Linked DNA regions of Mus musculus: region 2 is linked to region 1. The links are chromatin contacts, found by POLR2A ChIA-PET in ENCODE. All regions are on one chromosome and are shown on one strand. Each heading gives the region's core, a stretch centred on a gene start or an enhancer-like site at or near the end of the contact. The rest is flanking DNA. Distances are from core to core; before and after follow the strand shown. Region 1 overlaps Aco2 (aconitase 2, mitochondrial). Region 2 holds the start of Tob2 (transducer of ERBB2, 2).

What was found. ChIA-PET counts read pairs that join two places held with the same protein, here RNA polymerase II (POLR2A).
Region 2: POLR2A ChIA-PET joins it to region 1 with 20 read pairs in embryonic stem cell. The contact joins the promoter of Tob2 here to the enhancer-like site in region 1. POLR2A ChIA-PET finds 5 or more read pairs at or near these places in 4 of 5 experiments (Patski and embryonic stem cell).

The regions. Positions count from the first base shown.
Region 1 is chr15:81,888,186-81,894,910 of GRCm38, reverse strand. It overlaps Aco2 (aconitase 2, mitochondrial), which reads right to left. Exons shown (of 18, transcript NM_080633.2): 2 at 5,477-5,613. Among named protein-coding and RNA genes, the nearest start is that of Aco2, 19 kb to the right of the region's middle. Within about 2 kb of position 3,568, at least 1 of the 3 ENCODE cell types and tissues checked has a DNase peak (open chromatin) inside an H3K27ac peak, as active enhancers do.
Region 2 is chr15:81,853,169-81,859,671 of GRCm38, reverse strand. Tob2 (transducer of ERBB2, 2) reads left to right here and starts at 1,346. Exons shown (of 2, transcript NM_020507.3): 1 at 1,346-1,736.

The sequences.
Region 1 (6,725 bases), core at 2,319-4,818:
AAAAAAAAAAAATCAAGCCGGGCGTGGTGGTGCACACCTTTAATCCCAGCACTCGGGAGGCAGAGGCAGGTGGATTTCTGAATTCGAAGCCAGCCTGGTCTACAATGTGAGTTCCAGGATAGCCAGGGCTATACAGAGAAACCCTGTCTCAAAAAACCAAAAATAAATAAATAATAAAAAAATAAAATAAAATAAAAATCAAAACAATACAAAACAGTCAGGATAAACAAACATACAAAATGAGAGGCCTAGTGTTTTCAAAGAATATTTGCTTCTGAACTGCACTAGTGTGTTATCTAGCAGGTGCCTATCTGCATACACATTCTCATCAGATGTCAATTACATTCTTGGTATCTAATAAAGCAATGCAAAGGACACAGGCTGAGAGACCGATGTTAATAGCTCAGCTCACAGCTTACAGCCTGAGTCTCGGCTTGGGTCCCTTCGCTTACCTTGCTTCAGCACTAGGCACAGAAGTCTGAGGCACAAGTGATGCCTGCTTCTCTACTGTTTGAAAGGCTTCTCAGCCGATCTCACATGCACCTAACTGAGAGGTGTGGCTGCTGCCTCCATCTCCACTCCACACTTAGGGTGCTTTCCTAGATCCTGATTTCCTTGAAGGTTCATGGTTCCTCTCTACATGAAGATAAATATGGGAATCAAGCCAACCCCTCAAGCAGGCACAAACTTTGCCAGGCCTCAAGTACTTCCTCCTCACCAGCATGCCCTCCACTAGACCAAAGTCAACTCACTGCCTACCATCCTAGCTACCTTGCTGACTACCCACACAATCCAGCAGCCACACCCCCTTCCTCCCACCATTCCAGAAACTTCAGATGAACTTGAAACTGCCTAGGAAGCACCAGAGTTCACTACAGCCAAAGGCCAAGCTCTTTCACTCTAAAACACAGAGTCAGCAGCTCAGAGTTTATATCTGACCTTATCACTAAGGCACCAAATTAACAAACTGGCTTCTACCTGCCTTAAAGTACAGGACAGACTAAAGACAAAAGCTCACACTAACAGCATTTCCTTGGTTTTAAGACTTGGCTCAGAGAGCTGGCAAGATGGCTCAGCAGGTAAGAGCACTGACTGTTCTTCTGAAGGTCTTGAGTTCAAATCCCAGCAACCACATGGTGGCTCACAACCACCTGTAAAGAGATCTGATACCCTCTTCTGGTGTGTCTGAAGATAGCTAAAGTGTACTTATGTATAATAATAAATAAATCTTTAAAAAAAAAGAAAAAAAAAAAAAAAAAGACTTGGCTTCAGACTCATGACAGTCTTCCTGTCTCAGGCTCCTGAGTGCTGGGAGCAAAGGCATGTGCTACTGTTGCCAGGCGCTTTGTTTTGTTTTCAAGATAGAGAATGCTCTCTATAGCTTAGGCTAGCCCCCAACTTATGATTCTCATACCTCAGTCTTCTACCTCAGCATTCCTAATGCTGGCATTACATGCCTACATACTATACCTGGCTATTTGTGTGTGTGAATGTGTTGCTGTTTAATTTAAAAATTATTTTTATTTTATGGGCATGTGTGTTTTTGTGCGTATGTGTGCATCATGTGTGCATGTAGAACCCAAAGAGGCCAGAAGAGGAAGTGATATTGGATCTTCTCCTCCTCCTCCTCCTCTTCCTCTTCTTCTTCTTCTTCCTTCTCCTCCTCCTTCTTCTTTGATTTTCAAGACAGGGTTTCTCTGTATAGCTCTGTCTGTCCTGGAACTCACTCTGTGGACCAAGCTGGCCTCGAACTCAGAAATCTGCCTGCCTCTGCCTCCCAAGTGCTGGGATTAAAGGCGTGCTCCACCACCCAAATTGGATCTTCTTAAACTGAAGTTACAAGTGATTGTGAGCTGCTATGTGAGTTCTGGGAACCAAACTTGGGATCTCTAGAAGATCAGCAGTAAGTACTTAACTCTCTCTAGACCCTTTGTCCTGTTTTTTGTTTTGTTTTGTTTTGTTTTTTGGGTCGGGGGTAGAGGGCAGGGGGGCAGGACTAGGAATTTACTTTATAGCCCAGATTGGCTGCAAGCTCAAGAACCAACTATCTTGACTTCATGAGTGTTAGAATTACAGGTACACTAGAATTTGTAGATACCTGCCACCAGCTTGACATCGTTCTCTTATTTTCAAACAGCTTTATTAAGATAGGACACAGTAGCTCTGTGCTCTCAGCATTCAGGAGGCTGAGGTGACAGGACTGACACAGTGTAAGATGAGCCGAACAGTTAAGGCTGGTCAGGGCTACAGAGCAAGACTTTCCCTCCTCAAACAAGCAAAGGCATCCTGAGAGGCCGCTTTACTGAGGTATAATTAGACTGATAAGCCCTGTACAGGGCATATGTTTTGGAACTGGAAGTAGCTCAGATGCAGAGCAGGAGGTGCTAGGACCTTTACTTGGTCCTCATTACCACACACACAAACATCCCGAAACCCACACCCCAAAGCCCTTCCCTGCCCTCTGGTAATAACCCAGCCCATTCCCAGCCTACCATGCTCTCCAGTCTGTGACCAAAGGTCAGTGTTATGTGACTAGAGCCCTAAATCCTGGGATTGTTTATGTGTGTGTGGACATGTGCAAATAGGTATCTGTAGAGGCCAGAGGACTGGCGATCCCCTGGAATCAGAGTCATAGTGGATGGTGCCAGGAATTGAACTTGGGTCTCTCTAGAAGAGAACACTGAGTCATCTCTCCAGTCCCTACTCTTAGGCTTTCATAAGCACTTCATGCATAGAACTCATTTATACTCACAGTGCAGATGAGGAAACTGAGGCTCTGGGAGGAAAGTGAGTTCTCCCAGGTCCCAAAGCTGAGGTACAAAACTAGATGCAAGGATCCAACAGGGTGTGCTGTCTGTGCTCTCATGCTGACTCTACTGCTGACCCAGCATGACTCAGCAGGAAACGTGGACCCTTCCTTCTCCTCTGCCTGCCTGGGCCCATCTACTAATCTCAGTCTCCTAAGCCCTTGAACTAAGAGCTCTTCTCTAAAGTCCTAGATGGCCGGGCGGTGGTGGCACACACCTTTGATCCCAGCACTCGGGAGGCAGAGGCAGGCGGATTTCTGAGTTCGAGCCCAGTCTGGTCTACAAAGTGAGTTCCAGGACAGCCAGGGCTACACAGAAAAACCCTGTCTCGAAAAACCAAAAACCAAAAAAAAAAAAAAAAAAAAAGTCCTAGCTGTTCAGCTCAACTGGTAGTTCTAAGAATCTCTAGGTCTGCTTCATTAGAGAAGCCAGTAAAAGCAGCAAGGCTGGCCCTTTGCAGCAGCATATCCCAGGCAGGTGGGTGGCAGTGACTCACTGTATAGAATATAACCTCTCTTTCTGGGCTCAAGAGAGCTGAAAAATAGCACTAAAACCTTGAAAGAAATGCCTGAAATGCTCTTTAAACAAAGACCAGCCCGACACTGGGCTGCTTAGAAGGCTCAGCAAGTAAAGGCGCTCACCTCCACAATAGGTGACCTCAGTGTGGCCTGAGATGAACACACTCTAATACAGTATATGATGTACAGCTGACAGTGAGCAAAACTAGGGCAGCTTACCAGTACGTCTTCTGATAGAGAGTGACTTCGGATCTCTATCTATATTTATCTGTCCCTCTGTTCTTCTGGGTGGTGTTCTGTTCCTGGAAATGGAGTCTGGCTCTACTGTCAAAGGCTCTGAGAGGAGGAAGAGTCCCCTAGCCGTGCTCTGCCTTCTTTAAAGCTCTTAGACTAGCTTGATCTTCCTTAGGTCTTATGGGTGCAGTTACAGCCGTTGTAAGCTCATGTTTGATCAAGACACATGACATGCATGTTTGAAATTCTCAAACAAGAAAACACATTCTTTAGAATAAAAAACTTCTTAGAAGAGCCTTACCTCTACTTTTTCTCTATGTCATGGTTTTTTAGCCCTGGCACTACCTACACGTGGGCCAGGTGACTCTGCTATAAGGCTGTCCTGTGGCTGTTTAGTGGTGTTGTTAGTTCCTACCCACTACGTAGTAACAACCCTCACTCTGTTTCTAGTAAAGATAACTAAGAAATGTCTTGACGTACTGCTGAGCATCTCCTGAGAGCAAAACCAACTCTCTGAGGACAGCTGCTTGGTTCATGGCGACAACAAGAAAGGGCAGTTTTTCCAGTTACCTGAACCATGCAGATAGTTACCAGAATTCTCTGGTTAACACAGGGGAAAAAAATGGAAATTTTTTAGTAATTTTATTGACAAAGTTAAAATCTAAATATTGGTTTTGTTGCTTCAGCCAATTGCTCAGAGTAAAAACTAAATGACAAGCAAGCCAGGTGGTCCTGGAACTTGCTCTATAGATGAGGCTATTTTTAAAAGCAGAGATCCGCCTGCCTCTGCCTTCCTTGTGCTGGGCATGCACCAGAGGATCCTATTAAATATAGGGTTCTTAGCCGGGCGTGGTGGCGCACGCCTTTAATCCCAGCACTTGAGAGGCAGAGGTAGGCAGATTTCTGAGTTCGAGGCCAGCCTGGTCTACAAAGTGAGTTCCAGGACAGCCAGGGCTATACAGAGAAACCCTGTCTCAAAAAACAAAAACAAACAAAAAATAAATATAGGGCTCTTATCAGTTAAACTGCAGTGCAATCTCAGAGTCTTGGTCTGAAGAGACTCCCATGTGATGCCAAAAACCAACAGTGTTTGAAGCAAGGTCAAGCTCCCCTGAGTTATAACTGTGAGGGTGGGGAGCAGGGGCTGATGTAAGAGCCTCCCAGGTGACTTAAGCATAGAGTCTGGATGAACCCCACAAGACTAGAAGCTGGCTTGGGACTGGCTCAGTTGGTAGAGTGCTTACCTACTATGCACAAAGAACTGGATTTAAGGTCCAGTGTCATATATGATGGCACATGCCTATAATCCTAGCACTTGGTAGGTACAGGCAAAAGGATCAGAAATTCAAGATCATATCCTTGGCTACACAGTGAGTTCAAGGCCAGCCAGGTATACATGAAACCCAAATGTCAAGACGGCTCATTGGGGAAAGGTACTTGCCACGGAGTCTGACAATCTTAGTTCAATCCCTGGGACCCACATGGTAGAACAAGAGAATAATGAATGACTGCCCCAAGTTGTCCTCTAATCTCTTCATGTGTGCTGTAACACGCACACACACACACACACACATACACACACACACACACTAAAATGTAATTTAAAAAGCAATATTAGAACCAATTCTGGGGCCACTAAAGTCAGAGAGCATAGGCTAAGTGTAGGCTTCACCAGTCAACAGACTTAGAACTTTATTTAGAAGGTAGTTCTCTGCTGTGACACTCCTGGTGCTCCTGCCTCCTCCACCTCTCAAGTGCTAGGACTGCAGGCATGGGACACTGTCCCTGTTCTCTTCTTAATGTTACTCCTTGGATAAGGGACAGAAGCTCCAACACAAGATTTTCCTCTGCTGGGACCTTCGTTTCCTGAAAGGGAAGCAGCTTTCAGCTGTCACCTCAGGCTCCCCACAGCCTTACCGTTTACGGACAATGTTAATGTTCTTCTCTAGCAGGTCATATCGGATGTACTCACTGGGCTCAAAATGGCTCATGGCCACCTTGGCCCGTTGGCACAGGACAGAGGCCACATGGTACTGCCGCACACCCAGGGCCTTCTGCAAAACATAAGAAAACAGCACCATCAACGGGTTTGTTTCTCAAGTGTCTACATCTGAAAGACAGGTCCATGTAGTGAAAAAAATCAGGTGTCATGAGCTGTTATGTGACTGTAGCCTCATATCCCTTACCTGAAGATGGGTATCTTGGCAGCCACAGAAACATTTCCAAGAGGAGGAAATGGAAGGGCTTCCCAGCAGAGCCATCAGGCTCAAAGTCAAGTTCTACCACACAATTTCAACAGCTAAACAAGCCTTTTTGAGGCAAAACAGGCCTGGTTTGAACGCTTCATTGGCTAAGTCCTAGAGGAGTCTGTAACGGAGATCTAATAAGCTCTGTGGCCCATTCAGAAACACCCATGTCCAAGTTCAAGCAGCCGTGACACAATGCGCACACAGTAAGTTCCCTGAGGGTGGCGAAGGGCTCCCTTGCTATCTGACAGACTTACGTGTCTGCAAGATGGAAGAATGAATGAGAGGAGCCTGTCTTATGCTTGGTCATTATTACCTCACCCTTTCCAAAGGTGTTGCGTGACCCCGCCCCTTTTACCATGTGGAACAATGACTTCTAATGTAAGGGGGTGAGTGACGGTGTGGACCTTTTAATGGAGGCCATCAAAGGTATATTCTGTCAGGTTGACTCTGCCTTGGATTGCTCTGGGAAAAGACAATCACCATGCTGTTTAGACATATAAGCAGTTCAGGGAGAAGCCCATGCAGAAAGGAACAGTGGCCGCCTGTCAGTACCAGCACTGCCTTGTAAATGAGCCACCTGGCAAAGGAATGCATCTACTCCTACACAAGGCTTCACAGGTACCATTGGAAAAAAACTGTTTGCAGTGCTGAGGACTTCGCACATGGAAGACAAGCACTCTACTGCTGAACTACAGAGCTCAGCTCATCCAGACTATACCCACTTAACTGAGGCCGTGCCAGAACCACCTGGACAAGATACCCCTAGATTCCTGGACCACAGAAACTGGGAGAGGTAAATGTTGACTGTTGCTTCTATTTTGAGGTTCTATTTTGAGGCCTGTAATGCAGCAATGAATAAACAATAGTGAGGCTGGAGGACACTAAGTTAATTTTAAAACTCTGGATGACAACATTAA
Region 2 (6,503 bases), core at 97-2,596, 33 kb after region 1:
GCCGTTGCACCGGAACCTTCAGGAACGTGAATAAAGAATAGGGGTTGGCCAGGCGTGGTGGTGCACGCCTTTAATCCCAGCACTCGGGAGACAGAGGCAGGCTGATTTCTGAGTTCGAGGCCAGCCTGGTCTACAAAGTGAGTTCCACGACAGTCAGAGCTATACAGAGAAACCCTGTCTCGAACCCCCCCCCCCAAGAAAAAAAAAAAAGAAGAAGAGGAGGGGTTGTTGAATTGGAAAATAGGCGAACTAAGGCGGGGGCTAGGGGAACTGTACACAAGGCCAGCGGTCCTCCAGCCTAGTCTGATAGTCCAGTTCTCCTAGGGTTTCAACCCGCCACAGATCCTAGACCCCCTCATCGCTGAGCCTGCACTGTCACAAAGCCACAGAGTAGAAAAAGCGTGACCAAAATCCGGGCCCGGGTGCGCCTCGCTTCGCCGCCGCCGGGTGCTGTCGGGCTTAATGAACACCCTGCTCACCTTGCCAGGGCTGGCGCTTCTTCTGCGACTATTGCTAGAAGGAGCGCGGCTCTCATGCTCTCCTGTGCGTGGGTAACCTGCTCCAGAGAGCTCGAGGACCTCAGCAGAGGGGCGGCGGTCGCGCGTGGCCAGCCCTATTATGGTGTTTGGGACCCAACTTTCCGGGCTGGGAGTGCATGACTAACCGGTGCTCCGCTCTTTTTTCTAACCCTCGATCTTCTTGCACCCTTCCCTTCCCTTCGATCTTCCACGTCCCCACCAGGAGGGCGACACTGGTAAACTCAGGTTAGCCTACACTCAGATCCAGAACCTTCCTGGAGGTGGCATCGTGCCACTGTCTCCCCAAATTCAGAATGAACAAATCGGAACCGGGGAGTTCAAGTCACGGGGACCGTCAGAACTGAAGAGTCATGCCGTCTAGGTCTTAGGGAACTTTGAGAGCTGGGGCTAGGGTTTGGAGTTCTCAGGGCCCCGGTGATGCCAGCAACAGCCACTGTGTCCCAGGCTACTTCCTAATGGCCTGTTGTGTTCCAGGTCTGTCCCTACCCTCCCCGGGGTTGGTCTACACCGGTTTAAAAAAAAAAGAAAAAAACGTACATGGCGAGCTCAGACTGCTTTGGAGTCTTAAGAGAAGAAATCCGGCGCTAAGGCGCTCAGAAGGATTCCGAGGGTGAGCAGCCCCGCTGAGGACGTGGCAGGGAGGGGTCTAGAGGAGACAAGGTGAGAAGATCGCTATTACACTTCCCGCAGAACCTGGAATCCCAACCTACGACTGGGCTGCGAGGGGTTAAAGATGCCAAGGGAGGAAAAGTAGTCCCGGCCCCGCCCCGGCTGGGCGGAGGGACGCATCACGCAGGGGTGGGGAAAGCAGATTCATGCGCAGGGTTGCTGAGGGTGAAACTTTTCATTGACTTTGCTCACTTCGGGCCCAGGCGCGGGAAGGTGCAGGTCGTTGAGACTGAGTGTCGTGGGAACCGAGAGGCCAGAAGGACAGGACCTGCCAGACGAGTACATCCAGGGCTGGCCTCCATCCACCGCGTGACGGGTGCCATCCTCGGGTCCGCCATCCCCGCGCCGTCGCCGCCGAGCTCGACCTCCAAAAACAGCGGAAAGAATCACATGAGCTCGGTCCTCGTCCCTCTCTACCCTCAAACGACGTAAAAGGACACCGTGGCCCTCAGCCTCGCGGTGCCCGGGAAGCTGGGAGAGAGACCTCCGTCCCGCGGCCTGCAGAGCGGACCCTTCGTGGAGACCCGAGTGAGTGCGCGGGCTTGCGGGCGGGGGACGCCCACACTGGTCCACTCCCCTGCTGCCCCTCTCCGGATCCGCCCCTGTTTCGCTCTCCATCACTCTCTTTGATCCTGGGGTACCTAGTTTCGAGTGCGGCCCTCTCCTAAGCGGAGAGCGTTTCCTCCTTGACCTCCTTCCCCATTTATTCACGCCTCACTCGTTATGTTTTCCTTGCCCCCCCCCCCCAGAAACCAAACTCTGGCCAGAGTTAAATAAATTATGGGAAGGGAGGGGATTCTATCTTTATTTTTCGGCTGCTTTTCACGTGTGCGGGGTGGTGATTATTAACACAGTCTGTTTCTGTCCCTTTGGAACCTGTGAGATGGGAAATTTGGACATCCCCTTCTTGGTGACAGGGCCGGTTAGTGGAGAGTGCCCTTGGGTTGCCGAGCAAGAACTCATTGCAGGTTGAGCTCTTTATATACTTGTGTAGGCGGAAAAAAAAGTACCCAAAGAGCCTGTCGGATAGTGTATTAATTGTGTCTGATCTCTTCTATTCCTAAACTTCCCCTTCTGTCTGAGGGGGATGTACTCCGCCCTTGACCAAAAATCTAAGGAGGGAAAAGGGAAAAGCCATCCCCTCCCCTGGGAGCAACCAGAACTTCACACAGCAGGCTTTGGGATCAGCAGACAGGGTTTCCGGTGCCAGTTCGGTGTCTAACCTACCCCCCCCCCCCCCATCCACCCTAACCTATCCACCCTGGCCTGGGAGTGGGTTTGGTTTCTCTTTGATTTCTTAACAACAATAAAAATCCTGTTGCTTGCCTGAGCGCCTACCCCCAATGCCTCACTTAAGCACTGGGGAAAACAGCTGGTGTGGGAGGCAGGATTAGGGAGGTTTAACACCCTGCCGGGGAGGGTTGCTGAGGATCTGGTAAGTCTGGTCCTAGGGTAGGCCTTGTAATGGGGAGGAGACTCAGACTTTCTGAATATTGGATGATGCCCGGGTTTCAGATGTACGGATTTTGCTTGCCTGCCTGGGAACCTTTCCCCATTTCCTTTACCTGGGTCTGGTTTCTCAGATTTGTATTAAAAGTGGGGTAAGGCTTGGGCACTACCGGCTTCGGGCTTTATTGTCGACCGGGTGCCTCCTCACAGCTCTACTAGGAATTTCTTTGGCTTGGCCAACAAGACTGGAGAATCGGATCTAATGCTTGCCATTCCCTTCCTGGCTGTGGAGGTGCTGGAGCAGAGCCTACTGAGTATTAGGTGAAAAGGGCTCGTTTCTTCTTGAATACACTGCTCCTACATCTACCACAGACAGCGACACTCCTTTGAGATCCAGAGGCTGGGGCCGGAGCGGTGGCTCTATCCATTCCAGCCCACCTGGTTCATCTAGGAAAAACCCCTTAGTTGCAGAGCCCTGATTCAGTAAGCTTAGGAGGTCATGAAAGAAAAGGGGAGTTATTGGAGTCTAGCCTGAACAAGGACGTGGGGAGAAAGGATACCCGGTGAGAGGCCTTATGGGCAGATTTATGCCAAACGTCTCTGGTGATGGGGGGGGGGGGGCACCCACTCGCTGCAGTGCGCATGTGCATCGGAAACTTTTCCTGGGCTTCGGACCCTTGGCCAGGACCTAGAGCGGGGCATGCGCGGTCTATCTGGCTGGGCCCTCGCGTAGTACACAGGGAAGTGTAGTGTGCTCGAAAAGTAGGTCACGAGTTTCTAGCCTCGCCAGGAGGCCAGAGGACTACGTCTCCCAGAGTGCTGAGCGGTACCGCCTTGAGTGAGGCGAGCCTGGGGCCCCTGAGATCCCTGAAGGGACCTGCCTTGGACTGTGATATGGGGTGTAAGCCCGATGCGCTCATCACTGCAAATATCCTGGAAGGGCTGCAATCTATATTGCCCGCTGGGCCGCTGCCTCCAGGATAAAAGCTAAGGACTAATCCCTGGGAAGCAAGCTGAGCCTTGCTGTCGCTGTCCACTGTGGCTGTACTTCTTGACCATGTTAAAATGCCCCCACCTACCCACATTTACCTGAAGCATGGAGATGATTGATTCTAGGATGTTGGGAATTTGAGATACCTGAATTTTTTATATGGGAGGTATAGATTCCTTTTCCTCGCCCTTTCTACAACATTGCTTCTCTCTCGCTTTCTTCCTTCCTTCCTTCCTTCCTTCCTTCCTTCCTTCCTTTCTTTCTTTGGTTATCTTTCTAGTGTTTTGTTGAAAAAAAAAAAAAAAAAAGATCCGAGTCCACTGCAGCTGCTTAACAGATCTGTTTGTTCTTTTTTGGAAGGGTAGTTATTTCTAAGCTTTCCAATCTTAACGTACTTCCATAAATATTTTATATATAAGGACTATAATTTGCCCATCACTTTCTAAAAAAACAAACTCGGCCAAATGGTTGCGCCTATCTTTAGCTGAAGACAGGACAGTAGCAGCACTTTAATCCTCTGCTCTGTAAGCTTCTCGAAGTCAAAATTAGAGTCTGAGCTGATGGAGCAGGGGATCTCATTCTACTCGCCTGGCCTTTTTGTAAGGCTCCACACTGTCCATCTGGCCTGACATGTCCTCCAGTTAGAGAGGGGAAGGAGGCGCTTTGAGTCCTTGTCTGTGCAGAACACCTCTGAGGTATAAGTGATGTGCAGACCCGGTTGCTTATGCCACGAATGCCGGTTCTCTAGGCAGGGCTGATGACAGCAATCCCATTGTAGTTTGGAGTGAGGCAGCTTTTCAGTGACTTTGGCCTACATTTAGAATGTTCCCTTTCTGAGGCTGTACTGTTCAGGGGTACAGGGGTAACTGGAAGGCAATTGTACAGCAAAACTTGAGAAAGTTTCTACATCTAGAAAGGTGTAGAAGCCCTTCCGGGTAGAATAACTAAGAGGCTCGTTTTAAGAGACTCTACAGTGCGTTTAAGACAGTATCACATTGACACTGAATCTGTTTTACTTTTCAAAAAATCCTTTAAAAATACCACTCGTAACTTCAGGCCCCTTCCAGAGACCTGATGCAAACGTTCTCCTCATGTTGGACACCTTCAGTGGACCACTGTAGTCCTTTCAAACCTCCATTTTTTTCTAACTTATTATTTTTAATTATGCACAGATCTGTGTATCTTCATATGGGTATGTGTACATGAGGGCAGGTGGCTGAGACCAGAGACATTAGATTCCCTGGAGGGAGAGTTCCAGGTTGTTGAGAGCTGCCTGGCATGAGTGCTGGCAGCCAAACTCGGGTTCTCTGGTAGAGCAGTGAATAGTCTTAACTACTAGGCCATTTCTCTAGAACCTTGAACCTTTTTTTTTTTCCTTTATATGTAAGTACACTGTAGCTGTCTTCAGACACACCAGAAGAGGGTGTCGGATCCTGTTACAGATGGTTGTGAGCCACCATGTGGTTGCTGGGAATTGAACTCAGGAAGTCTAGAAGAGCAGTCAGCGCTCTTAACCCCTGAGTCATCTCTCCAGCCCCCCCCCCTTTTTAAATTTATTTATTATGTATATAGTGTTATGCCTGCAGGCCAGAAGAGGGCATCAGATTCCATTACAGATGGTTGTGAGCCACCATGTGGCTGCTGGGAATTGAACTCAGAACCTCTGGAAGAGCAGCCAGTGTCTTAACTGCTGAGCCATCTCTCCAGGCCCTGAACCTTCATTCTTAAACGATCATTGCAGAAGGCATGAGTTGCTTGAACATAGGAGTTCTTTAGTATAGCTGGCCTTGAACTGGCTTTTCTGCTCCTACCCCCAAGTGATGAGTTTATGGGCTCACATCACCATGCCCAGAGTCCTCAGCTGTGAGTTTTGTATCTGATGATGACCCTGATTCTCGTCAACTAAGCCCCTTTTTCTCTCCTTTTTTCTTTATCTCTTTCTCCTTTCTTTTGGAGGCATTCTTTCTACATAGCCCTGGCTATCTTAGAACTCACTATATAGACCAGGCTGGCCTGTTCAAACTCAAAGATATGCCTGTTTGCCTCCCAAATGCTGGGATTAAAGGCATTTGTAACACTCCTTATTCGATTTAACCATTCTTTTTAAACCCAAAATGATCCTAAAATCAATCTGTTTTGGTCATGCGTAGACACTTGAGGAAACTAGCAGACCTGTGTGGAGGCCAGGCTAAGGGGGAAGTCAGGATTCCTGGAATTCTGAGCAGCAATTCCTTTCTGTTTCTCAGCCTTGGACTGAGGGTGATTCAATGAGGTGCTTACACTTCCTGCTGTAGATTGACTCTGCGTGCCTTCCCAGGTATACACAACACACACACACACACACACACACACCCCAGAAGTCTCCTTGGAAGATTCAGTTCTAAGCATGCCCATGAGAGCCTGAGAACTAACATGAAAATGTGTGACAGTGAGTGTTCATAAAACTCAAGGCTCTCGCCGGGCAGTGGTGGCTCACGCCTTTAATCCCAGCACTTGAGAGGCAGAGGCAGGTGGGTTTCTGAGTTCGAGGCCAGCCTGGTCTACAAAGTGAGTTCCAGGACAGCCAGGGCTACACAGAGAAACCCTGTCTCGAAAAAACAAAAAACAAAACAAAAACAAAAACCTCAAGGTTCTCAAAACTAGCACTAGTGTCTGGAAACTCCATTTTGGAACTAGAAAGAACGTTAATCATTAATCAAAATTCAGCCCTGAGTCTCACACAGGACAGAAGATGCCCTTGGTGGGACATTGGTCAACCCTGTCTCCGATGAGGTCACAGCATGGCTTTGCCTAACAGTCTAACTAGAGACGTGCTCCGGCTTTGCCTTTAATGGAGGGGAACTCTTCACTTCAGT